Regions from separate parts of the Mus musculus genome. Here regions 2 and 3 are each linked to region 1. A link is a loop called in an ENCODE intact Hi-C map of the cell type or tissue named here. Cell type or tissue: left cerebral cortex. All regions are shown on one strand.

Evidence for each region. Hi-C counts contacts between places; a loop is a spot of excess contacts. Peaks named below come from ENCODE experiments on the same cell type or tissue, not always from the same donor. Only the 100,000 strongest peaks of a DNase experiment are listed, where the experiment ranks them.
Region 2: a loop joins it to region 1, with 4 times the contacts of the local background. A loop is called at or near these places in 3 of 42 quality-filtered maps.
Region 3: a loop joins it to region 1, with 2.9 times the contacts of the local background. A loop is called at or near these places in 3 of 42 quality-filtered maps.

The regions. Positions count from the first base shown.
Region 1 is chr7:84,442,449-84,450,448 of GRCm38, reverse strand. The region is part of intron 1 of Gm31284 (a long non-coding RNA gene); the gene reads right to left. Among named protein-coding and RNA genes, the nearest start is that of Gm31284, 16 kb to the right of the region's middle. In left cerebral cortex, a CTCF peak has its summit at 3,183; DNase peaks (open chromatin) are centred at 1,144 and 3,205; H3K27ac peaks cover 729 bases.
Region 2 is chr7:84,365,775-84,373,774 of GRCm38, reverse strand. The region is part of intron 1 of Arnt2 (aryl hydrocarbon receptor nuclear translocator 2); the gene reads left to right. Among named protein-coding and RNA genes, the nearest start is that of Gm30873, 33 kb to the right of the region's middle. In left cerebral cortex, no CTCF peak of the experiment used is centred here; DNase peaks (open chromatin) are centred at 2,678, 3,234, 3,407, 7,240 and 4 more places; H3K4me3 peaks cover 4,217 bases; H3K27ac peaks cover 3,641 bases.
Region 3 is chr7:84,574,628-84,582,627 of GRCm38, reverse strand. It overlaps Gm2115 (predicted gene 2115), which reads right to left. Exons shown (of 3, transcript NM_001384188.1): 2 at 6,787-6,923; 3 at 1,390-5,778. The coding sequence starts at 5,719. The coding sequence ends at 5,540. Among named protein-coding and RNA genes, the nearest start is that of Fah, 27 kb to the left of the region's middle. In left cerebral cortex, no CTCF peak of the experiment used is centred here; DNase peaks (open chromatin) are centred at 2,647, 2,938, 3,585 and 4,766; H3K27ac peaks cover 418 bases.

The DNA of each region.
Region 1 (8,000 bases):
TAAAAAAATGTACATGTCAAATTGTAAAAATTTGTTCTCAATGTCTTCAGTTTCTACCTGTTTCCACATAATGGTGTTAATTTTTGAGGACTTATACTTAATTATTGCAAATGGATACTCTTATTTCTGATTAAATAAATAATTAATTAAATAAAAAAAAAGAAGACAACATCTATTTTGCAAGTCTCTTGGGGCATTCACAGGCTTAGTAATTGTTTGGCTTGGTTTTGCTTTTTTTTTTTTGTTTTTGTTTTTGTTTTTTTCCAATCTCATCAATTTAAATGGATTTGGAAATGATAGACCCTAGTTATTGCCATAGGCATTGAACTTTTCCACTCTCTTATTTATCCATTGCATTTATGATTTTCAGTCTTCTTTGTGAAACAAGAAAGAATAATCAGCTGCTTTGAATTTGTTGCCTGTTTCACGTGACATCAAAGCATGGTGCACTTAGCTCCTTGCCTGCAGCTTCTACATCTGGGGATGGAACCAAAAGCACAGAAAATTCATTTTGTTTTGTTTTGTTTTGTTTTTTTAAAACAATCTGTAGTTTTAGTGTAAAAATTATTTTTATTTCCTCAACACAACATGACAACTACGTAAACAGCCTTCACATCACATTTACAATTATAATTAGAGATAATGCATGTGGAAGATGCATGCAAATTCTAGGCACCATTTTATACAAGGAACTTGAACAGCTTCAGATTTTGGGGCGGGAGGGGTGTGTCCATTACAATCATTCCCAGTGGATTCTGAGAGATGACCATGTTCAGCAAATGTATTATTTTCTTGCAATTTCTGATCTTGTTTAAAGATGTCTCTTTAGGCTCATGTACCTAAGTGGTGAACAACATCAGGAACAGCTGAGACCAAACACGATAGCTACTGCTATACTACAAAATACACTGAAGCTCTGAGCAACAGCAGGAATGAGCTCGCAGCTTTAGTGGGGCTCAGAGGACCTGTGTTTCAGAGCTCTCAAGCCACCATCCAGTCAGTAGATGGGGCTTCAGTCACCTTGAGACTGACTAGGAAGAGCTTGCTTCCCAGCTCATGTGGTTGTTGGTAGGTACTAGCTCTTGACAACAGGCTATCTCCAGGCCTGCCAGCTGGGCTTCTCTATAGTGTAGCTCAACGCCAGCTGCTAGCTTCATCAGAGCAGTAAGAACTGGGGGCAGTGCCAGCCCGAGAGAGGGGAGTCACATTGAAAGCAGCCTCACAGTGTTGTGCTCCAGTCTCTAGCAGCCAGACATGAGGTCTAAGCCACACTGTGGAGATTGTTTTCTGAGGAAGTGAAAACTCACAGGTAGGAAGCAATTGTGATCATCTTCAAGAACTGCCAGCTGGTGTGAAAGAGAACATGTATTTCATTCTGGAAATAAAACAGCAACTTTGTCCTAGAGTAGACATTCATGTTCTGGTTCCTTTTTTGTTCTAATTTTAAACTTTAATTGAATCTGTTCTTTTTTAATGGAAAGTTGGGAGACAAATATGTACAAGTAATATTTTTCACTGTGTATTAATGAATATACCTTTAATAACCAAGATCCACCTTCAGACTGAGGGAACTATTCAATTAAAAGTTCCTGGTTTTCAAACCACATCAGTTCAAGCAGAAATTAACTTTCAGATGCACAAGTGCACAACAGGGTGTATCTCATCTGCTACACATGGGTCTTTATAATCTGATTAAGCCACTCATGGATTAGTGAGCAGAGAGTCCAGAGCCTGCTCCCTCTCCATTCACTATGCAGAGGTTGTTTGATGTGCTCTTTAAAGCCAATTCATTGGCTTTTTATATTTTCATTTTGAAAAGAAAGGCTTTATAAAGTCTTTTTTGCAAACCACATCAAAATAAAAACTCTGCTTAGCAACAGGCATGGAAATATGGGGATTTACCAAACCCCAAAGACTTGAAAGTCCTTTACATCAGTATTTTCTTGGGAATTAAATGTCTATTCAAACACAAAACTCAGATGGAAAGGGTATCCATTAACCATGCATTTACAATTTTATTTAGCGGTGCAAATTTCTGTTTGCTAGCTAGAGTTCACAAGGGTGGAGTTTTGTTTAGAAGCTTCAAAGAAAAGTAAGCAGAGAAAAGTTTTGTGTATGTGTAAGGGGAAATATTTATATTTGGGATGGGTTTTGCAACACTAGACAGGAAAATAGGAAATTCATGAAACATATGGTGAGAGACAGTTAATCTTTGAAAAGGCTGTCTTTGGTCACGGGAACCAATTACGCCACTCCCATTCATGTCAAGAAGATATTTATTCACATAATTAAGCTTGCAGTATAGACACTGAATAAGCACAAGAATGTCATATTTATTCCAGATTAAAGAATCATAATCTAAAAAGGCATGTTAGAGTGTTTCTTTGTGTAAGTGCTGTATGTGGGTCTTCATGAGTGTGCAAATGTGCATGCATGTGTGTGAGTGTGCATGCATCTGTGTGACTATGCATGGGGTGTGTGTGTGTGTGTGTGTGTGTGTGCTCGTGAATGTTCCTAGGGGCTGAAAGTTACAATGTCCTTTCCTCTACTGCTCTCCACCCTGCGTGAGACTGTATCTCACTGAACCTGGTACTGACCAGTTGCCCAGTTAGCTCTAGTGATGTGTCTGCCTCCTGCCCTCCAGAGCTAGGACTACAGAGGCATTTATCTTCACCTGGCTTTTTTTTTTTTATGTGGGTGCTGAAGATCTCAACTCAAGTCCCCATGCCGCGAGATTACCCTCCGAGCCACTGTGGCTTACTGTGGCTTTCTTTTTCATTTCTTATAAATGGAATTATTTAACCCAGGTCTTTGTTGTCAGGCTTCTTCCACCAGCATACTCACTGGGAGTTATGGCCATGTTGTTGTATGTGTCCTAGATTTGCTCCTTGTTTGCTGCCGAATCACTATTTACAGTATGAATGCGCAAACCTTGCTCACCCGTCATCTGTTGAAAACGTGTGTTTGCTGGTTTGGGTTATAAATTAATAGAGGTGGAGTGCACATTTGTTTAACAGGCATGTGCTTCCATTGCTCTTGGGTGAAGATTTCACTGTGGTGTAGGGAGGATGACCAGAAAGGGCACCTGTAACTTTTTTCTTTTTACTAAACTACCAAGAGTCCATTTTGTGAAGAGAGTATGTCATTCTACACTTGCACCAGCAGTGGGCGCTAAGCCCCACATCCTGAAAGTGCTACCATCTACCAATAGCACCACCTTGGGGCCTTAAAGGAGCATTTATCCAAATGCCAACTGGCTGGTTCCTTTTTAATTCAGCGAGACTCAGAAGTGGAGGAATTGATGAGAGAGATGTGATTATCTGTCTGCCTGTCTTTCTATCGGAAAATGTGTGTGAGGTATTTTTTTAATCCATAAATAAGAGCGAAGTCCTGTTGTTTCCCAGGACAGATGCAAATAGAAGTCATATTAAATTAATTAAGTCAGTCTTAAAGATGAATATCATGTTTTCTTTCATTTATGATTTCTAGAAAGACACAAAAGCATACGTGCATATACAATATGAAAACAGAACTGAACTCTTTGGGGGACAAAGAGGACTAATGGGAGGGATCAAAAAAGGGAGAATTGGAGCTTAGAAGGGGTATGTGCTCAACATACAATATGTACAATATGTCTGAAAACTTAAAACCTCAAAGAAATTTCTTTTTAGGTTGAATGAGTTTTGTGCCTATGACAAGGGCTGGGGACACCAGGAGTTTGTGCCTTGAGATCAGATTGACTTATCAGAATTCTACCTCTCACTAGCAACTGTGTTGCCTCAGTTTCCTCATTGTAAAGTGCATTAAATAATTGTCTACTTTATAAGGTTTTAGAAGATAAATACATTGATGCATGTAGGCCACTATGTGCTGTGCATAAATTCCCACATAATGCAAATGGATTACAATCCCTCACCATGCTGATGAAAAAATTCGTTTAGCATTGATCCTAGGGATTAAGAGAGAGATTCTTGTAATCGCATTTTCATTTTTATGAATGACTCTTTATTGAATTTCAACAATATATTCATTATAGAGAATTTGGAAAGCAGAGATTTGGCAGCATGTCAGGCTGAGCTCTGTGTAGAGAGTTTTCCTATTATGCTTCATGGATAAAATGGAAGAAGACAATTTTGAAAAAGCACAGCTTTGTAAATGGAGAGCTAGGAAGCATTGATCAATATCCCCCCCCCCCCAAAAAAAGAAGAACACGGACTGGATGCTGGAGAAGATGGAGAAGAATGGCTGGCCATGGTCCAGGGGAGAGCAGGCCTGTGAAAAACCTGTTTGGGGCTGAGACCTTAACATGTATACATGTATGTGAAGTGGATGTGAGTGCTGGAGGCAAACAGACCCCCTTAGACCTGAGCTCAGCCCAGCTCCACCTCTCTAGCTCTCCTACTGATCTGCAGGGAGTCTGAGTTGACAGCTCTGGAGAGCTGGCAGAACAAAGCATCTGCTCTGGACAGGATAAGAACCACTTACACTGTAAGTCATTTCTATAAACAACTCTGCAAAACCAACCCCTGCTGGCAGTAAATAGTAAGCTGATCAAGAGGAGAAACAAGCAGGTGAAACAAATACTGAATATGAATGACAAAAACGATGTGTATGGTAAAGAGAGTGGCTCACGTGGCATCCAGGATGCGGAGTGAGTGACTATGCTTGCTGGCTTTCTGCTCCTCCATTTTATCCCATCCAGGCTCCAGCTGATGGATGCCACTGCCCATTATTTACTTCTTTCAAAACCACCTCACCTACACAAAGTACACTTTACTAGTCAGTTATATATCTCTCAACCCCGTTGAGGCCAACTGCCTCAAAACCCTACATCAGAGGTTTTACATATTGCCAATCCTTAGCTTTCAGTGGCCACCTAGACCAAAAGCCGTGTCTAGTCCAAGAAGAGGTCAGCAGGCTTTCCTTCATTGTCTTTCTGAGCTCCCAGACCAGGTGAACAGTGGAGATCAAACTCTCTGCCATTCAGGGGTCCTTAAACAGTGACTGGGTTCACCCATGAGTGACATGCCAAACATACTACACATTTCATGACTGGTGGAGAAAGATGGGCCTTTTGAGGAGTCTCCACTCATTCCTTCATTCATCAGGGGCACATGGAGTAGCCCTTGGTATCACACCTGCCCTACTTTATGCAATTCAGACACGAGATAAAGCCTATCTTTGCCTTGAGTAGAGAGATATTTGTAAACCGTCTTCCTCTTGACCCCAAAGCTGCTGTGACAGGCTCATCAAAGGTAATGCCATACAGAGCAGGGATGTCACCAGCTTGGGCCTCCTCAACAATTGTGACCTCTGGTGCTCATGACAGGAAGAACGCCTATTGAGAATTCTGCAGCAGGCAGCATTTTAAGGGTTGCTTGATTTAGCCTGTGAGGTAACAGGGTCCTTTCAGTCAGAGTGTTGAAGAGATGAAGGATATATCTCTCATGGGCTCCAGGCCTACCAGGTGTCTAGGGAGCCATTTCCACAACAAGAGCCTGAGCAGGCAGCTCCATACCACCATGTACCTCCAAGGGAGGAGACAGGCTTCTGGCGGGGGGGAAAAGTTTGGATAAAGGCTGGGCATCCTAGAGAGCTCAGATGGGTGCTTGTGTGACCAGTGCTGTGGAAGAAAATTACACACAAAGGCCAGGAGAGGTCTTGGAAAAACACAGCCTACTGAAATCTATGCCTATTCTCTGCATTCATCTTTCTCTTCTGAAGGTGGAACCCAGGAGGACAAGGAGAGGCTCAACTCATGTCCTCACCACACCACTGCTTCAGCAATTGCCATGACTGCTTTGTAGCCAGGTTGAGATACTGCTATGCCCTGGAACTAGGTTGTCAGCAATGATGTCACAAAACTCCATGGAATTTACAGGACAGTACAGAGCTAGTGACAATTTCCAGACAGTCAATGAAAGCAGAGTCTCACAGAAGCTATGCTACCACCTAAAGCAGAGATTAAGAACAGGGTCCTTTGGAAAACCAGAATTTGGACCAACCAAATCCACTAGCAATGAAGAGATTGGATGAGGAATTTATATAGGGGAGGGAGAGGTCTGCTCACCACTGTAACATCCTGAATTCTGTTTCTTTCCTTGTTCTCTGACTCCTTGAAAGAACATACTCCTCTCTTTTCTAGACCTCTTCTTGTAATAGAACAATCCTACAGGCCCCTCAGCACACTGTACTTTATTCACTCTGACCTCTGACTTATCCATATGCCCATACATATACACAAAGCCTGGGAATGGCATGCCCCAACCAAGGCCCACTCATCACCATCAGAAGAGCTTCTAGACATGGACATCATTTTCTGCTTTCACCCTGATTGAGACCATCTGACAAGGACATATTCAAGGACATTATGCTCTGAAGGACCATTTTCACCTACCACTGCTTTCCTAAGGACACCATAAGGAAAGACTATCCATAGGAGAACCTTAAGGTACCAAAGTGATTCTCTAGATCCTACTGTAAATTCCTTCCCTTAAGAAAGGTGGAAGGGAGGTGAGCACATCTAAGGCTGAGGGCTAACTGAATTCACTGAAAAAAATCACTTCCCTACCATGTATCTCAGCAGGTCACACATCACATACATTCTGTAGGTTTTAAAATCGTTTTCAATGGTCAAGAAAATGCATACATTATTAAACAAATGTTTCAATAAAGGAATCAACTTGAAGATCCACATGACAAATAGAAAAATCCCTAAATGCATCACAGACTAAACATCGATTTCCAGGGTATCAGGTTGCTAAATCACTGATGTGACCACTTGTCTCTATGCACAGGGGATATCATCTCCTGTATCAGGAGCACATATACTCAGAGGCAAATCAATGCTCTGGCAACATGAAAGGTGTGATGGAGATTCACAGAGGAGGACGACGGCAGGAATGGAGCCCACCCCACACCTCCTATATCAGGTTCCAGCAAGCTAACACACATTACAATGTTCTTAGAAGCCTCTGGCTAGAAGACAGGGCCACATAGTCTTCCATAGCTGGATGAACAAGGTCATGTTCTTGCCTCCAGAAGATCTCAAGAGTGTGAAGAGCTCATCATCATTTAATTTCTCCATCAGCTGTAACTATGAGTGAATATCACAGAAGAAGAGCATTGAGTCTGCCATTAACCCAACTAAGGAGCAGCAAAAGTCAAAAGTACAAAAGGCTCCTGGCCTGGGCCTTTGAGGTCCAGCTCACTTCCCCGTGCCTAGCTCTTCCCCTGCCTAGGCTCCTTGCCCAATTCTCTGAGCCCCTTTACATACTGAATCTAGCAATGTATGAGATAGGATCAAGTTAGATGTATCATAAGAATACAATACTAATCTAAACTAAGAAAAAATAATGTAATAATAAGTAACCATACTAATAAGATAAAGGGGGAAATTTCATAAGGTCATCTCAATTGATGGAAAGTAAAAAAGTGTTTGACAAAGTTAGTTAACAAACTAGGAGTAGAAGGTGAGTTCTTCATTATAGATACCTATGGAAAATACCCACCAACATTCTACTTACCACTAAAAGAAAAATCCCTTTTAGTATCAGGGAACAATGACATGTTTTGCCATTTTCATATCAGGACAAAGATGTTTTTAGCACTTATTTCATCATGGGATTGGAAAGTCTAGGCAGGGAAAATTGGCAGAAGAAATGAAAAGCGCCCTGCTGGGAGAAGAAAAATAAACTATTTGTAAGTGATAAATTCTTACATATGGAAAATCTTAAAGACTCCACAGAAACAACTATTAGAGAAAAACAGCCATTTACAAACAAGTCGGCAAGATGCCAAGTAAAATAAAAACTGTGTTTGTGAATACTTGGAACTGAGCACTTTCTGATTATAATTTTTACTACAGAGATATAATAATCAAGACAATGTGATACTGGCATAGAGATACATATATAGATCCACAAAACAAAACATAGTCCAAAAATAGTCCTTTATGGTTATAGTCAGACAGCTTTTGGCAAAGGTTCCAAGAAAATTCA
Region 2 (8,000 bases), 77 kb after region 1:
AAGACCATTTGTCTTCCTTCAGACACAACAGGACTGATGATACATATAGAAACACAGCGTCTGTGACAACACACACAAATCCTACACAGATTCAAAACAGACAGAGTCTCACATTGAGAAGGGGAAATGGACATAAAGTCCCACCCCTAGCCAAGAAACTATTTGCAATTGATACCTGCTGGGAAAGAGAAAATTGGTTTTCTCTAGTGGAGGGTTACTAGATACATCAACCACACTCTATGGCAGGCCCATTGCCCAAGAATAGATGACTAACACGTAATGGACTCTATGTGTATGTGTTGTTTCATTTGGTACTTTTTATCTTATTGTTGTTTGTTTTGATTTTCATTTTTCTTTTTGAGAGAAAGAATGATCATTAAGTTGGGTGGGTAGGAAGGTAGGTAGGGTTTGAGGAGTTGGGGGAGGGGAAAACATGGTCAGAATATATTGTATGAAACAATTTTTTAAAATAAAAATAATTAAAGTTTAGCACAGAGACACTGGGCCTTCAGCCAGAAGGGAGATAAAGGAAGAGTTTCTGGGCATGATCACTGATGGGACCCTATACCTGACACCAGTGTCCCAGTGCATGGTGGGGCTGTGGAGACAGAATGGACCAGTGACGGCATTGCTAGTAGAAAAGGGAGGTCTCCCCAGTTTGCATGGGGTCTGTTTCTTGTCCCCAAAAGTAAGGCCTGCCTGCTAGGAGGGACTCAGTTGTCCAGTCTGGACTGATAGATGCCAGAGAGATCAGGGATTAGTCCCTCCCTCCTTTCCTGACCCCAATCATAAATACCTCCTGTTTCTGCTACTTCCTGACCTGTGGCAGAGCCTGGCTTATTCTGCCTGTGGGATGGGTATGTCTTACAGAGGGTCACAGAAGCTGGTTAAAGCCTGATAAAAAAAAAAACGTAGCTGCAGAGTCCTATACTCCCTGTTACATTCTATTTCTGTGCATTGTGCTATAGACATCCCACCCTGAGGAAGGCCTGTAGGAATCATGAGCTCTGCTTTCTATCCGGAAGAGAAAAGGACCCTCCCTTGCCCACACGTCAAGAAAAATCCTTTATAGTCTCTCGCAGAAATGTTTTGGTAACAAGCTTAGATCTCTCCTTTATGTGTCGCAGCTGCACAAGAAACCCAAGCATCCAGTTTTTCAGAACCTAAGCAGTTAACGCTGGAAATGTTGCTGCAAATAAATTGATCAGTATGCAAGACAGTTGTCACGGCTGAATCATGGTCCACAGTTAAGGTAAACAGATCTGTGATGACATTTTCTGAGCAGAATACAAATGCAGTGCGTTTGCTCCCAGAGGTTTCTGACATTTTTTTCTACCCGGGCAGCATATCCTCCTAAGAAGGTGGTGTTCACAAGGAAGAAAGGTCTTTGTTCAACCCTCTGAGAAGGTAGGGCTGAAGCATTTGATGTGCTATCTGTGACGAGCATCGCTCTGGGAAAGATGGGTGTGGAGGGAACATTTCCTTTTCTTAGCTGCCTCCTTCCTCTTCTCCCATCCGTAGAGAGAGCCTTTTGGCTTTTTACTTATTTGAATGATTGTGAAAATATTTCCTGTGTTTGTATTGTGAAAGTCCGCGTGTGATTAGTTTTCTCCATGTGTAGATCAAGGGTTGTTTTCTCCTAGGTGGATTTCCATGAAACCAGTGAGGAGGAAAACAGAATGTCTATTTTTTTATTTCCTCCTCTTGCTTTCATCTTAATATTCTCAAGTTTCGCATTTTCCCAGGCTATTCCTGCCTGCTCTGCTTTATAGGAATTCAACACAGCATGACCGGATCTGGAGCGAGGAATAGTTGGTAGCTGGATGCCATGCCATGGGCCAGATACCCTATGTGTGTTGTGAAGCCTGAATCACTCTTAGTCTGAGCCGATGTTCTGGTGTGTGCACAGCTCTGTCACAGCGCTATCTAGGAGCTGGCAAGCAGGTGTTTCCCGGTGCAGGTGGGGTTGATCTTGCTGGAGGTGCTGCTGATATTTCTGTTGCCTTGGCCGTCAGTTATGATGAGTAACCCTAAAACAGGTCATTATGGAAGATTCACGTTGAACACAAGGGAGAACTGAGTCAGTTGAGAGTAGCACTTGGACTCAAAGATTTCCAGAGTTTCAGTGACTGAAAGTGAACAAAAAGGTGTGTCCTTTAAAGGTGGCTGAAATGGGGTGTGCTTGGCCATTGTGAAGCCATCGAAGGACTGCATCCTGTCCTGCTGTGCTTCTGTGGTCAGTGAATAGATGATCCCGGGGTAGCCTCCTTCAGGAAGTCTTCTGGAACCTTCCCTCGCATCACCAGAGCACAGGGCTACCTCTCTCACTGCCAGCAGCATTCAATGTGAAATGCCCAGCCAGCTTCATGCTCAGTCGTGATTGGGTCTTTAAAAATCTCTGACTGCCATTTGGTTCGTAGCACAGTCTGTGGCTCAAAATAGGTTTTGCAAATGGTGCTTATGTTCCAAACAGACAGCAACCTGAGCAAAGGAAGGATGTCTGGTTAATCTGGGTCCTTGGGTGTGAATGGAGAAACTGAGAACAGTGCCAGATTCTGCAGAACCTGTGCTCCTCAGAGGTGACAGGCACAAGACGCTATTGATGTCCCTATTCTTGGCAACAGGTCCTAGCACAAGCTCCTGAGACACAGGACATGTAAACTTGCAACCAGCCCAGCCTTGGTTTTCTTCCTCCTCTAGAATTCTCTGCCCATTCAGTGTAGGAGGATCAGGTGACCAAGGTTTTTTTGGGTTTTCCCTTTTTGAGCCTTGAGGCTGACACACCATTATTTTGAGACAGTGACATCATTCTTCCTCATTGAGGCTCTGTCATCCCAACCCTGGTCTCTCACCTGGACTGTTGAGATCTTCATTCTCTTTCAGGAAGATTACAGGTAGAATGGGACCATATCTACACTGAGGAGGGAGGGGCTGGTTTGAAACAGGCCTCCTTGAGACTTGGTACTGAAGCTGAATCTAAATGGCCAGGGGGTTAACCGGGTGAAGAGAAGGATGGGAGTCCTCATCTAAGGACATAGTGTATGCAATGGTCCTGGGGTGGAGGGGAACAGAGTTTGGTACAAGGATGGACTAAAATGTGGCTGGAGCCAGAATGATGGGCAGGAGAGGGGGCAGCAGCCTGACCATGCAGGAGCAGGGACTCCACACAGTGGTAAGAACAAAGAAGTTGAGGATGAGAGTGGAGTGGCTGGCCTTATCTGATCTGGCTGAGTGGGTACAGGTAAGAGGGCCAGGGCAGAGCAGGAGTCTGGGGTGTTACCAGGCAGGCAAGCAGCAGAAGTGGAGAGACCCGTTGCAGGGCCAGCAGGCCTGCTGGCAGGATTTTGAGATCTGCAGAGGTAGTGTTAATGTAGCACACTGGCAGGAGGGGGTCAGTGAGGGAGAAATGCAGTGAGGGAGAAGTACCTGGGATGCCCTGGGGTCCTGGTGAAGAGCAGCAGCTGATGCAGGAGAGTCATAAAGTGGGTGGCTAGGGATAGGCTCCTAAGAAGCCGGATGGATGTCGGAGTAAGGCGGGAGCCTTTCCCACAGAGAGGGTAGTGTCTTAGTCAGGGTTTCTATTCCTGCACAAACATCATGACCAAGAAGCAAGTTGGGGAGGAAAGGGTTTATTCGGCTTACACTTCCATACTGCTGTTCATCACCAAAGGAAGTCAGGACTGGAACTCAAGCAGGTCAGGAAGCAGGAGCTGATGCAGAGGCCATGGAGGGATGTTCTTCATTGGCTTGCCTCACCTGGCTTGCTCAGCCTGCTCTCTTATAGAACTAAGACTACCAGCCCTGAGATGGTCCCACCCACAAGGGGCCTTTCCCCCTTGATCACTAATTGAGAAAATGCCTTACAGTTGGATCTCATGGAGGCATTTCCTCAACTGAAGCTCCTTTCTCTGTGATAACTCCAGCTGTGTCAAGTTGACACAAAGCTAGCCAGTACAATTGACCCCTTGTCAACTTGACACACAAACACATCACTAGTAAGCCTCAACCCTTACAATCTTATTCATCCCCATTCTAAATAACTTTAAAAGTCCCACAGTCTTTACATATGCTTAAAATTTCAATCTCTTTAAAATATCCATCTCTTTTAAAATCCAAAGTCTTTTTACAATTAAAAGTCTCTTAACTGTGGGCTCCACTAAAACAGTTTCTTCCTTCAAGAGGGAAAATATCAGGGCACAGTCACAATCAAAAGCAAAAGTCAATCTCTAACCGTCCAATGTCTGGGATCCAACTCACGATCTTCTGGGCTCCTCCAAGGGCTTGGATCACTTCTCCAGCCAGGCCCTTTGTAGCACATGTGTCATCCTCTAGGCTCCAGACGCCTGTACTCCACTGCTGCTGCTGCTCTTGGTGGTCATCTCATGGTACTGGCATCTCCAAAACACTGCATGACCCCTTCAGTCCTGGGCCATCAATTGCAACTGAGGCTGCACTTTCACCAATGGCCTTCCATGGCCTCTCACAGTGCCAAGCCTCAGCTGTTCTGCTCAACTCCTTCATGCCTTCAAAACCAGTACCACCTGGGTGACTCTTACACATTACCAAGTCCAGCCACAGCACAAGGTACAACTTTGGCTATATCTGGAACACAGCCACTGTGCTCTCAGAAAACACCTCCCAGAAGATGTCACCTCAATGATGCTGGTCTCTTCTTAATCACCGCTAATTTCTTAGCTCCAGCTAACCAGCATCAATAGTCCCAGTAATGCAAAGTTTTTGCTTTAGTAGTTCTGGTATCTTGTTAATCACAGCTGATTCTTCAGCCCCAGCTAACCAGAACTACAGAATCTTCACAATCAAAACAGCAATGGCCCTGAAAAGAGTCTTTAATTTTCCCTCTGAAATTTCACAAACCAAACCTCCATCTTCTGCACTGTTCTCAACATTATCTTCCAAGCTCCTACACAACATCTGACAGAGCTCTTAACAACGAATGGATCTTCAAGCCCAAAGTTCCAAAGTCCTTCCACAGTCCTCCCCAGAACATGGTCAGGTTGTCACAGGAATACCCCACTCTGCTGGTACCAATTTGTCTTAGTCAGGGTTTCTATTCCTGCACAAACATCATGACCAAGAAGCAAGTTGGGGAGGAAAGGGTTTATTCGGCTTACACTTCCATACTGCTGTTCATCACCAAAGGAAGTCAGGACTGGAACTCAAGCAGGTCAGGAAGCAGGAGCTGATGCAGAGGCCATGGAGGGATGTTCTTCATTGGCTTGCCTCACCTGGCTTGCTCAGCCTGCTCTCTTATAGAACTAAGACTACCAGCCCTGAGATGGTCCCACCCACAAGGGGCCTTTCCCCCTTGATCACTAATTGAGAAAATGCCTTACAGTTGGATCTCATGGAGGCATTTCCTCAACTGAAGCTCCTTTCTCTGTGATAACTCCAGCTGTGTCAAGTTGACACAAAGCTAGCCAGTACAGGTAGGAACAGGAGAGTCACTGTTGGCCATATGCAGCTGTGGCCACTGTATGACCCCAGGTTTCTGGTGGGATAGGCCAAATCTGAGTAGAGAAGAAGCTCAAGTGAGTGGGAGGAGCAAAGAGGCAGCCCCATGTAGGAGCTGCCCCTACTTTAAACTTTTACATGCACAATGGGAAATCCTACGTCTATTGTAAGGTGGTTTGCATTTGACCTGTGGAGTTGCTCTCATGGAATGCATTTGAGTTTCTGTGACACAGACTCATTCTTTGCCAAATGTGGCAAACCCTCATCTATATGTGTGAGGCTCATCCCTGGCTTCTTACTGAAGCTTGACCAGCCTCTTCTTGGCATGCCTATAGCGAATGGGAGTTGAGAGCAGAATGAAGGATGGACTAAGAATTTCTGGTTCCCTCACCAGCATGCATCAACCCTCTGAAGGAAGTATGGAACTGTGGGAACCTGGTCAAAGCCAAGGGCCATGTTTCTGACCTGTGCAAAACTGAGAGCAGGTACCACGTCAGTGAGGGGAAACTGTGAGCATGCCAGGCCCAAGGCGAAGTGCATGGGTGTGTGTGTGTGTATGTGTGTGTGTGTGTGTGTGTGTGTGTGTGTGTGTGTGTGTGTGTTCATGCATGAGCACACAAGTGCATGTCTCCCCTAGCATCCTCTTTGATCCTGAAACTAGTTCTTTTTGTGTACATTGCATCTGCATGGTATGTAGGGAGTATATAAATGAATGTGGGTTTAAATGTATGTGAAGCTGTGAGGAGAGATGAACAGAATAGTGTTGACACATGAAGTGGAGGCTCACCACTTTACACAACTCTACTAGAGAGATAAAGCGCCTGGTCTGCTGACTCTCCCCAAGTGTCCCCAGCTCACACAAAGGCAGAGGCATGAAGGGAACTCACCAGCTCAACTCAGGAAGAAGCCCATCTCAGGCAGCCTTCGTGCTTTCGTGACATCAGTGCCAGGTAGGCACTTTGGAAAAGAACAAGGGTCCTGGAATGTAATCGTCCTTGTATACCTATGAGATAGGGCCAGAAGGACAGAAATCACAGGCGTGCCGGGAAGAATCCGCTGGTAAGATGGTTATGTTTGCTAACACCTATGTGTGTGTTTAGCTGAATAAGTGTACTTACTGACTCTGTGCCAGGTGCCATCTGAGTGCTGTGTACATACGTCGGTGTCTCTGATCCTCACTACTTTAGGACACTATTATTCTCACTTTACAGATAGAAAACCAAGTCACAGAGAAGTGATTTGCTCAAAAGTTGTATAACACCTCCCTCTATGTGTGCATGTGTGTGTATGTCTGTCTTGTATGCACACACACACATACATACACATACACACACACACTCACACGTGCGCATGTGTGCACAGAGCTGTGTTGAAAGATACTCTTTTCTTGGGGGAAAATAATAAGAATAATAGGAGAGATGGGAACTGACATCATACGTGATTTTCTGTCCTCACAATGACTGCATGAGGTAGGTGTTTGTCTGACGGTAGAGATGAGGCCTCTGAATCCTGGAGAATCGTAACTCCCCATGACTCCTCGGCTCAATCGAGTAGTGGCCCCAAACACTGTCTGTGCGCCACCCAACTTCCATTGTGGCCATGGCTTAGAAGCTCAGTGTCAGTTCATTTCTTGGGGTGGCCAGGGTGGTGCTGTCAAAGCACCCCACTTCTGCCTGGGCACTCTGAGGATGGCAGCCCTGTACTGAGTGGCTACAACCTAAGCAGGCTCTGCCATTCAATAGGTTTGTGGCCCGGCACCCACCTCTCCCTGCTGAGTTCTCCCGTCTGCAACAAGGGATGCCTTTGTTGCTACTTCATGGGTGGGTGGAAGTCAAGTTCACGACAGGAAGGTGGCAGGGTTCCAGGAAGACAATATTCAATACAAACCTTGAGCAAGATTCTGTCATTCTTCATCACTGGGCATGCCTATTTGAAAAGGCCGTCCTCCTCTGCCTCTGTCTCATGCATGCATTGTTCAAGTTCACTGACTATATACAGTCTTTATTGTGTGTTCCTCATGAAAAAGTTTTAAAATATGCTATTGTTTGTGACATTCAATTAACACATCATTAATATTAAAAGAGCACAAGGTAAGGTGGGGGGAATGGTTCAGTTGGTAAAGTACTTGCTATACAAGCATAAGAGCCTGTGTTCAGATTCCTACTACTGCCCATGTAAAAAGCCAGGCAGTGATAGCGCCAGCACTAGGAAGACAGAGACTGGGGGATCACTGGGTCTCACTGCTGGCAGCTTGCCTGAGTCAGTGAGCATCACTGGGTCTCGATGCCAGCGGTTTGCCTGAGTTAGTGAGGATCACTGGGTCTCACTGCCGGATGCTTGCCTGAGTCAGTGAGCTTCATGTGCAGTGAGAGATTCTGCTTCAAAAACTAAGGTTGCAAACAATTGAAGAAGACATCCAACCATGTCAAACTCTGGTTTCTACATAATATACATACATGTACAAACACATTTTCACCACACACACACACACACACACACACCACTACCACACACCACTACATATCACC
Region 3 (8,000 bases), 130 kb before region 1:
GCTCCCCCACAGGGGCAAAGGAGACCCACTATGGAGCCCCAGGGCTCACTGGGACATTTGGTATATCTGGTACCCTGTGTCCCCACTCTGGAAATCTAAGGGTTCAAATTCCTAATTAGCTCTATAGAGAGTCTGATGCTCTTTGACTTGGGACTACAGTTCCACGAGCTCCTGCTGTCCTCTCCTGGGAGTTCTAAAGTGCTTCCAGCCAGATCTGCAAGGCTTCTTCCTAAATTCTTTGGACAAGTGTTAACTCAATAAAAACAGAACAGGAACTTGTCTCCTCTGGGTGAGGTAAAATGCCCCCACAGCTGAGGATATTCAGAGAATGTGGGGTAGCAGGGAAAAGACTAAGACTGCTGTCCACCAGTCCTGTTCTAATTGTTAGGAGGCCCACATGAAGATCAAGGGACGCATCTGCTCCATCTGTGTAGGGGACCTAGGCCTAGCCCCTGCATGCTCTTTGGTTGGTGGTTACAAGGGTGGGGCGGTATGGGGGGCTGGCTCCCTTTCTCTGAGGAAAAGGAGATGGGGGATGGATGGGAGGGTGGAACTGGGAGAAGAGGAGGGCAGGGATCTGTACAGTAAATAAATAAATTAATGAAAAAAATACTGAATAAACTTCAATAATCACTGGAAAAAAAAAAAGACTGCTGTCCACACCAGGCCTTGTGACCACTACAGAGGAAGCTGTGCTAGCCTCTCTGCCTTATGCTGGCTACATTCTAGTGTAAGGTCTGGCTGGGAATGGGAAAACATTGTTATTATCTAGGACAATATGGTGTCCACAGGACTGTTTCCTTAACATCCTTGTTTGCTTTCCCATCTTAGCAGGGTTTGTGATGGATGCTGGGAGTTCATGATGAATACTGGGTGTCACTTGGGGGTGGGCTATGCTGCTCATTTTTCAGTTGCTCTGGCGAGCTGACATACATAGACCTTATTACTCAGCAGTCCCGCCATTTATTATCTATTATTTTTGGTCAGTGGGAGACTTAGAAAGGAGGCAAAGGGTCATTGCCCTCTCTTTCCTGCCAGTCATTGACAGGTACAGACAGCCTTCCTTAGGGGAAAGGAGGGAAGGTCTTAGTGGATGTCAAGGATGTATGGTATCAGCACAGGTCAGCAGAAGTGGGTGTGATGGAGGTTGTCTTTCTTCTGGATACAAAGAGCCCATATCTGTGCAAGAGCTTATGTGAAGAACTCAGTGTGGGCACTTTTTAACAGCCGGGGCCATCAGCTATAGACTATTATGAATATTATCCACCCTACATGGCAGGACCAGTCCTCAACAGCAAGGCCATGGGACAGGCACCCACATTTGTGAAAACTAGGCTTTGCAATTATTTCCACGTGGTGCTTGAAAGTAAAATGGACCTCTTTTAGAAATCTTTGGAATCCTGGGAAAACTTTATTGGATGGAGAGACATTTGTTTTCATTCCAGCAAGATATATGGGGTTAGGGACAAACATCAATGACAGAGCCCTGGCCTCATATGTACATGGCCATGAGTTCCATACCCCAAAACAAAATCACTCCACCAAAATAAAACAAAGCACGTGGACATTTGAAAATTAATTGGAAAAGTAAAGTGTCTGTGATAGTCATTGATAATGCCACACTGGGGCCGATGGGTCCTACCACTTGTGTCAATCAGACCCTGATCACGCCCAGGGACCACTTTCCTTATGATGGATATGAGTTGCCTTTCCTGATTCTGAATATTTTTATTACCCACTTGTCTCTGGGGCAGCTGGGCCCTTTCTGTGGTCATCACACAGATGCCCTCACTGCAAATTACAAAGCCACAGAAGGACTACACATCTGCCTTGCTGAAAGCTGGAGGTAACACGGAGGGACTTCCACACAGCTCATCACCGGCAGCAGCTTGATTCCAGCCACTAGATGCCTTTCTCTGGAGACTGTGACCTACTCTCTGCCATAGAGAGTGTGCCTTCTTCCCTGACTTGTGGATGACTCTATAACTATCCTTTTCTCTTCATTTCCTCTATGCCAACTTCCAGCCTTCAGCATGAGTATTTTGCTGCGGTGTTTCCTTCTCTATTCACAACTGCAGGCTTTCTTTCAATTAGCAGAAACTTGAGGCCACTCTGGTGGCAAAGGACCATGTCCGTCCTCCATCCTTCAGAATGGAAAGCACAAGAGAAGAAAAACTTGGGATTCTTTCACCTTTCTCACCTTCACATGATCCAGTGACAGAGGTGGGGACCCCCTTTCTTCTTTGTTCCACATAATCAAGTGGCAGACGTGGGGACACCCCTTTCCTTCTTGTGTGTCTCTGAGAAGGGATGTTCTATCAATCTGCCTTCTCTCCTCTCCTGAGAAACCCCCAGGATCAGCACAGCCACTTTCTTCCCATATATAATGGGAAAATTTAAAACAGCATAAGAAGTATTTGGTATAGTGGTCTGCAGTGTCATGCGCATGTATGAGGGAATCCTTTTGTTAAAAAAAAAACCATAAAAACAAGAAAAACACACACCTTAAAAATGATAAAAGGGGTGGGTCTGGGAAATCATCTCAGTAGGCAAATGCTTGCTGTGCAAGTGTGAGGGCCTGAGCTTCTATTCCCAGAACTTATGTGAAAGTGAGTGGGTGCAGAAGGGCACCTCCGGGATTCCAGTGGGCCTGTGGGAGATGGCAGCCAGAGAGAGGAGAATTCCTGGGAGCTTGTGAGCCAGCTAGCCTGGGGAGTAATGTCACCAGTGAGCAACAAGGAAGGAGAGGACCAACACCCAAGATTGTCATCTGATCTCCAAACATGCACTGTGGCAAGCACATGCTCACATGAATACACCAGGACACATCTCTCTCTCTCTCTCTCTCTCTCTCTCTCTCTCTCTCTCTCTCTCTCTCTCACACACACACACACACACACACACACACACACACACACTGATACAAACAAGGGGCAACAGTGTGAAAGCTGCCTGGGAAGTGATTCTAGTTGAATGAGCGCCTGAAGGTACACAAGCAATGGTACTTATGGACAAGTAGGGCTTGTAAGAGGATGCAAATGAGAAGGGAGGGTGTAGGTACAAATAGAAAGCGTTGTTTTGTTGCCTTGTTAGAAGCTTGACTCTTGGGAAAGGGGATTGAAATCACCTCTTTTCTCAAATGTTATTTCCCCAGCATAAAGAAAATACTAAAGGTTTTGGGGTGTTGCTGAGAACAGAGGTCCTGGGGAGGTTTTCTCAAACAGGGATGTACTGCTGTCCAGGGGCCTGGCTAACCGGGCTAACTGGCCCTGGATGCCCAGTGTGATTCTGTAGGTCTGTGGAGGAGGTGAGCTGCTTCTGGCAGGTTCCTCATGTGCAGGTGTGGTGTGACCTTCAGCAGGCAGTCTGAGGAACACAGCCTAGGGCATCCTGATTTTCCCCCATAGAGCTCCAAAAGGCCTCTACAGGAGGTCTTCAGAGCTCTTTAGATCTCTCCTTCTTCCTGCTGTTCTGTCATTAACAGCTGGGAACAACCTCTTCCCCCAACCCCCATTGATTTTGCAAACCCATCCTAACAGGTTTCCACAGAAGAGCATGCTGTCTCTGAGGGAGGTTTCTGAGGAAGGGTGGGCTGAAAGTGATGCCTCAGTGCCAGGTTTGGAGCCTATGCCATCTGTTTCTTGGTGCATCTGACAGTGTGTGTGTGTGTGTGTGTGTGTGTGTGTGTGTGTGTGTAAGAGAGAGAGAGACAGAGAGAGCGAGAGAGAGACAGAGACAGAGTCAAAGAGAGAGAAAGAGAGAGAGAAAGACAGACAGAGATACAGAGACAGACAGACAGACACACACACACACACACACACACACACAAACACACGCACACACCATACCCTGGAAAACAAACCTTGATAAGAGTGTATACTTTCAGGGGTCATGTAGTGTGATAGTGCTTTGGAAAGTCATTTCCCAGGTAGCCTAAGGTGCATGGGGACCTAGGGCTTGAGTGTGGGTGGTGCAGAAGGCCCAAGGCCCACAGCACAGGTCTCCTTTGACAGGGCAGCAGGTCCTACCCTGGAAGGACACAATAGGTACCCCTCACATATGTGAAAATAAATGGCAATAGTGGTGATGACATGAGACCATGTGCCTTGGTGTCCGGTATCCTGGTGTCTTGGTGTCCCTGCAAATGTCTGCTGGCCACTGTGAATGTGGCACTGGCTGGGAGCTCTGGCTCTTAGAAGGCAGGGAGGGTTTGCTCATGTCCTCCCATTTTATCTCCACGACAACCTTGTGAGGTAGATGTTACACCCCCATTTTATAGATGACAAAATTGGAGCTCACAGGTGCTGATTTATTTAGGGGTCATATAATAAGGACACAGGAGTTGAAGCAGGTTGTGGAAGGTTGTGGGCTGTGACCTAGGAGCCTTGCAGCAAGGTCACAGACACACGGGACAGTGTGTGGGAGAAGAAGATGAAGGAAAGACAACAGAAGAGACAAGCTAGTCTCAGCTCCCACTTGTGACATGGCTGCTTTCACAGACAGCAGACAGACAGACAGAAAGACAGACTTCTCCTTCCCATATTTCAATGAGGAAATGGAGGCACCAAGAAGTGAGGTGACTTTTACAGCCTTTGAATAGCTGAAGCAGGTCTAGAACCCAGCTCTTGCCTGGAGCTCCTGTGATACAGAGCTTCTGAAGGTTACTGGGTGAAGTGATTCTTGTGAGTACATAGTAGAAAGTTAACTAGATTAAAGAAAACGACTATATTCAGCCATGGCCTAGCCAGTATACTCTCAGTCACTAAAAACAGCCATGGTATCTCGTGAGGCAGAAGATATTTAAGCTATCAGACGAATCAATGCAGCATCATGCATATGGTGTGAATTACTAAAAAAATTCCTGTAAAAAAGACTTGAAGAAATATATCAAAATGATGGCTTCTGGGAGGTTGGATTTTAAGTGCTATTTACCCCCCTTTCCTTCTATTTATCTATATTTTCCCAAGTGTCTAAAATGCACATCTCATTTTTAACAGGAAAAATATATTCCCTCTGTATCTTAGTTTTTTAAAAAAAAAAAAAGTTTGGAAGTAGCCGTGTGCCTTGTGAGAATTTGCAGGAGAAGCCCCCTGAAGTCTCCATCTTTCCTGCCTCATCAGTGCTAGTCTGTAGAGGGTACTGGGCTCTCAGCAACCCCTCAGTGCTGTGCAGTTGAAGGTCAGTCTCCTCCTGATCACTGTTTACAGACCAGAATATCTGGTTTTGGTCCAGATCTCAAAGGTGCCCTGGAGCCTGGGCTGGGGACCATCACTCTGCTGTCTGTCTCCCAGTGGAGTCCCAGGATGGCCTCCACAATCCTGAGTCATGGCTTAGCATTCCTCTCCCCTGGCTTCCCCAGACTGCCTTGGCTCAGGCATGCTGGCATTTCCCTCTGGTGGTTATGTGAGAGTCAGTAAGGCGAAGGTGAGCCTTCTCCATCTCTGAGTGGTTATAGCCACACCCAGTCTCCCAAGAGCTTGCAGGATGTTGGCCAGGGTGTACAGAGGTGTGTCCAGGACACTGAGACCTGTCATGTGCCTCAGTCATCCAGGTGCTGCTCCTCCCAGGTGGACGTGGGGATGGCACTGTAGGGGTCCATGATGACTTTGGCACAGCGGATGATCATGACTACGAGGAAGAGGCAAAGGAAAACGAAGCAAGCCAAGGTCAACCCCTTGTCCACATCCACATAGACGGGCTCGGGAGTAGGTTCCTCCATCCTGCAGCAGTGACTGTGGGATCCCAGAGCTCTGGCCTGACTGGTACCATTTTCTATCCCTGTAGAGAGAGTCAGTGAGGAAGTCAGGGCCACTTGTCTATGTAAGCTACCACCAAGGGCAGCAGCATACAGCTGAGGCCACCCCATCTTAGGGCATTCATATGGTTGCAACCCTATAACATGTAGGCAATCTTTGTTTCTAGCAAGATGCACCCTAGGGTAACGGTGGTGGCGTGACAGTGACTCTCAACAGGACATAGGTGGAGTGGGCTAAGGGATCAGCTTGGGGCCAGTGCCCTGTAGCTGCCTCCACTCCTAAAGCCTTTGTCACAAGGGCAACATTCTCTACTCAGCAAAGGCAGTGGCAGAGCATGATCAAAACACTTTAAAAATGGTGGGTGAATATTTCTTAAGAATTTTGTAGAACCCGATTTCTAAAGAAACTGAGGGCTGAACAGCCCGTAGGAACATGCAGAAAAGAAGCTGCTGTTGTACATCAGTGGGAAGCAGGGGGAACTCATTCTTCTAGGAACTCCCCCATGGCTTGTGCCAGGGCTCAGCTTGCTTTGACAAATATGGCAGGCACAGAAGGGGTAAGGTTGGAGCAGTCAGGCAGACCCCAGTCCAGTTTCTGCTGCAGCTAACTGGTCTGTGCAGCATCGCTCAAGCACCTGGGAATGCCTTACAGACTTCCAGGCCCAATGCTCTGAGTGCAGAAGGCAACATCTGTTTTATGGGGACCTGTGCATTAGGTAAAATTGATCCTGTGTATAAAAGTCCAGCATAACCTCTGGGCCTGGGACCAGCTAGTTATCAGATAGGTGGGCTGACACAAGCCTGGGGGTGGGGCAGGCAAGGATGATTAGCTTAGTTCCTAGCGAGGTCAGTTGCTGGGCAGAGAGCATGGGGCTGAGAAGCCTGTCCAGTTCCCTACACACACTCATTTTGTAAATATAAATGCTTAAGCCACAAAGCTGGTAAATGAAAGCCAATACCCGGACACCCCAACCTGAAACATCCTCATTTGCCCTTACACCTCTGTCCTCAGCCATCCCTGGGCCACTGACCTGCCAGCTGGAGTGATCACCACTTCAGGAAGACCCTGGGTTGAGCTGTTCCAGGAGACAAGATGGACGGACAGCTGAGCATCACAGCTGGAGCCAGCGAGTCAGCGCGGCTTCTCAGAGAGCAGAGCTGTAGGTGGCTGGAACAGAAGAACAGAGGACTGGCTGTTTCTGGAGATTTCTACTCCAAGTGAGACCATGGCTGGGCAGGAAGGAAGCGTGCCATACAGCACCTCCATACAATTTCTGGCACATGCTGGATTTTCTTTCCTTTTCTGTTTTTGTTTTTTGGTTTTTTTTTCCAAATTAGTTTTTTAAAATTACATACAAAGAAGTGGGTTTCGTTATGGCATTTTCATACAGACTTTGTTTCATCGGTCTTTCCCCCCTCCTCTGCTGCTCTCTCAGGTCCCTGTGGGGACACCTCATTGTGATTTCAAGGACATTGATTCTATTACCTTTGTTTCCTTCCCCTTCCCAGCCCGACTTTATGATCTCTTTCCTCCCCTTCCTATTGCCCCCTCTTCAGCCTCTTGCGATCCATCTCACTGGACATCTTCATAGTCTGTTTTTTAAAAAGTATATTATTTTTATTAATTATTTGAGAATTTCATAGATGAAAGCCTGGAATGTGGAAAAATCCAGGCTTGTTTGGGGTCTCAGAGCTATGCTACAGAGGCACCTGGGAAAGCCCAGGATTCTACCATCCCTCCCCAGGTTTCTGGCCCTGCAGCCAGCATGGTGTCCACATGGTCAATTTTTGCTCCTGGGTTTAGACACAGCTCAGTCCTCTGGTTTGATAAGATCTGACTGAAGTTCTGAACAAGTGGCCTCAAGTAAGTGTCAGGAGCTCTGTACATTGTAGGGGCCAGACCTCAGCAGACTCATTTTGTGGCCCTCTCATGCCTTGTCTTGCCCTCAGTCTTGTAGGTTCACCCCATGGGAATATATTCAATGTCTCTTGGCCCGAGGGCGAGTGCCAACAAAAGAATGTGGCCTCAAAGAGCAGATTCCCCCATGCTACCCTCCAGATGGGGGAACACTCATTAGCTTTAATTACTAGGAGGGCATAGGTTCCAGCTAGCTTTGTGTCAAAGTGAGGACATGACATCCAGGAGGGAACTTAACATGGAACTCAGCTGCTGTGTCTGAGGAACTAAGTCGTTCGTCTTCACAGTCTCCTGCTCAGTCAGCTCCAACATAATTGCATCCCCTTT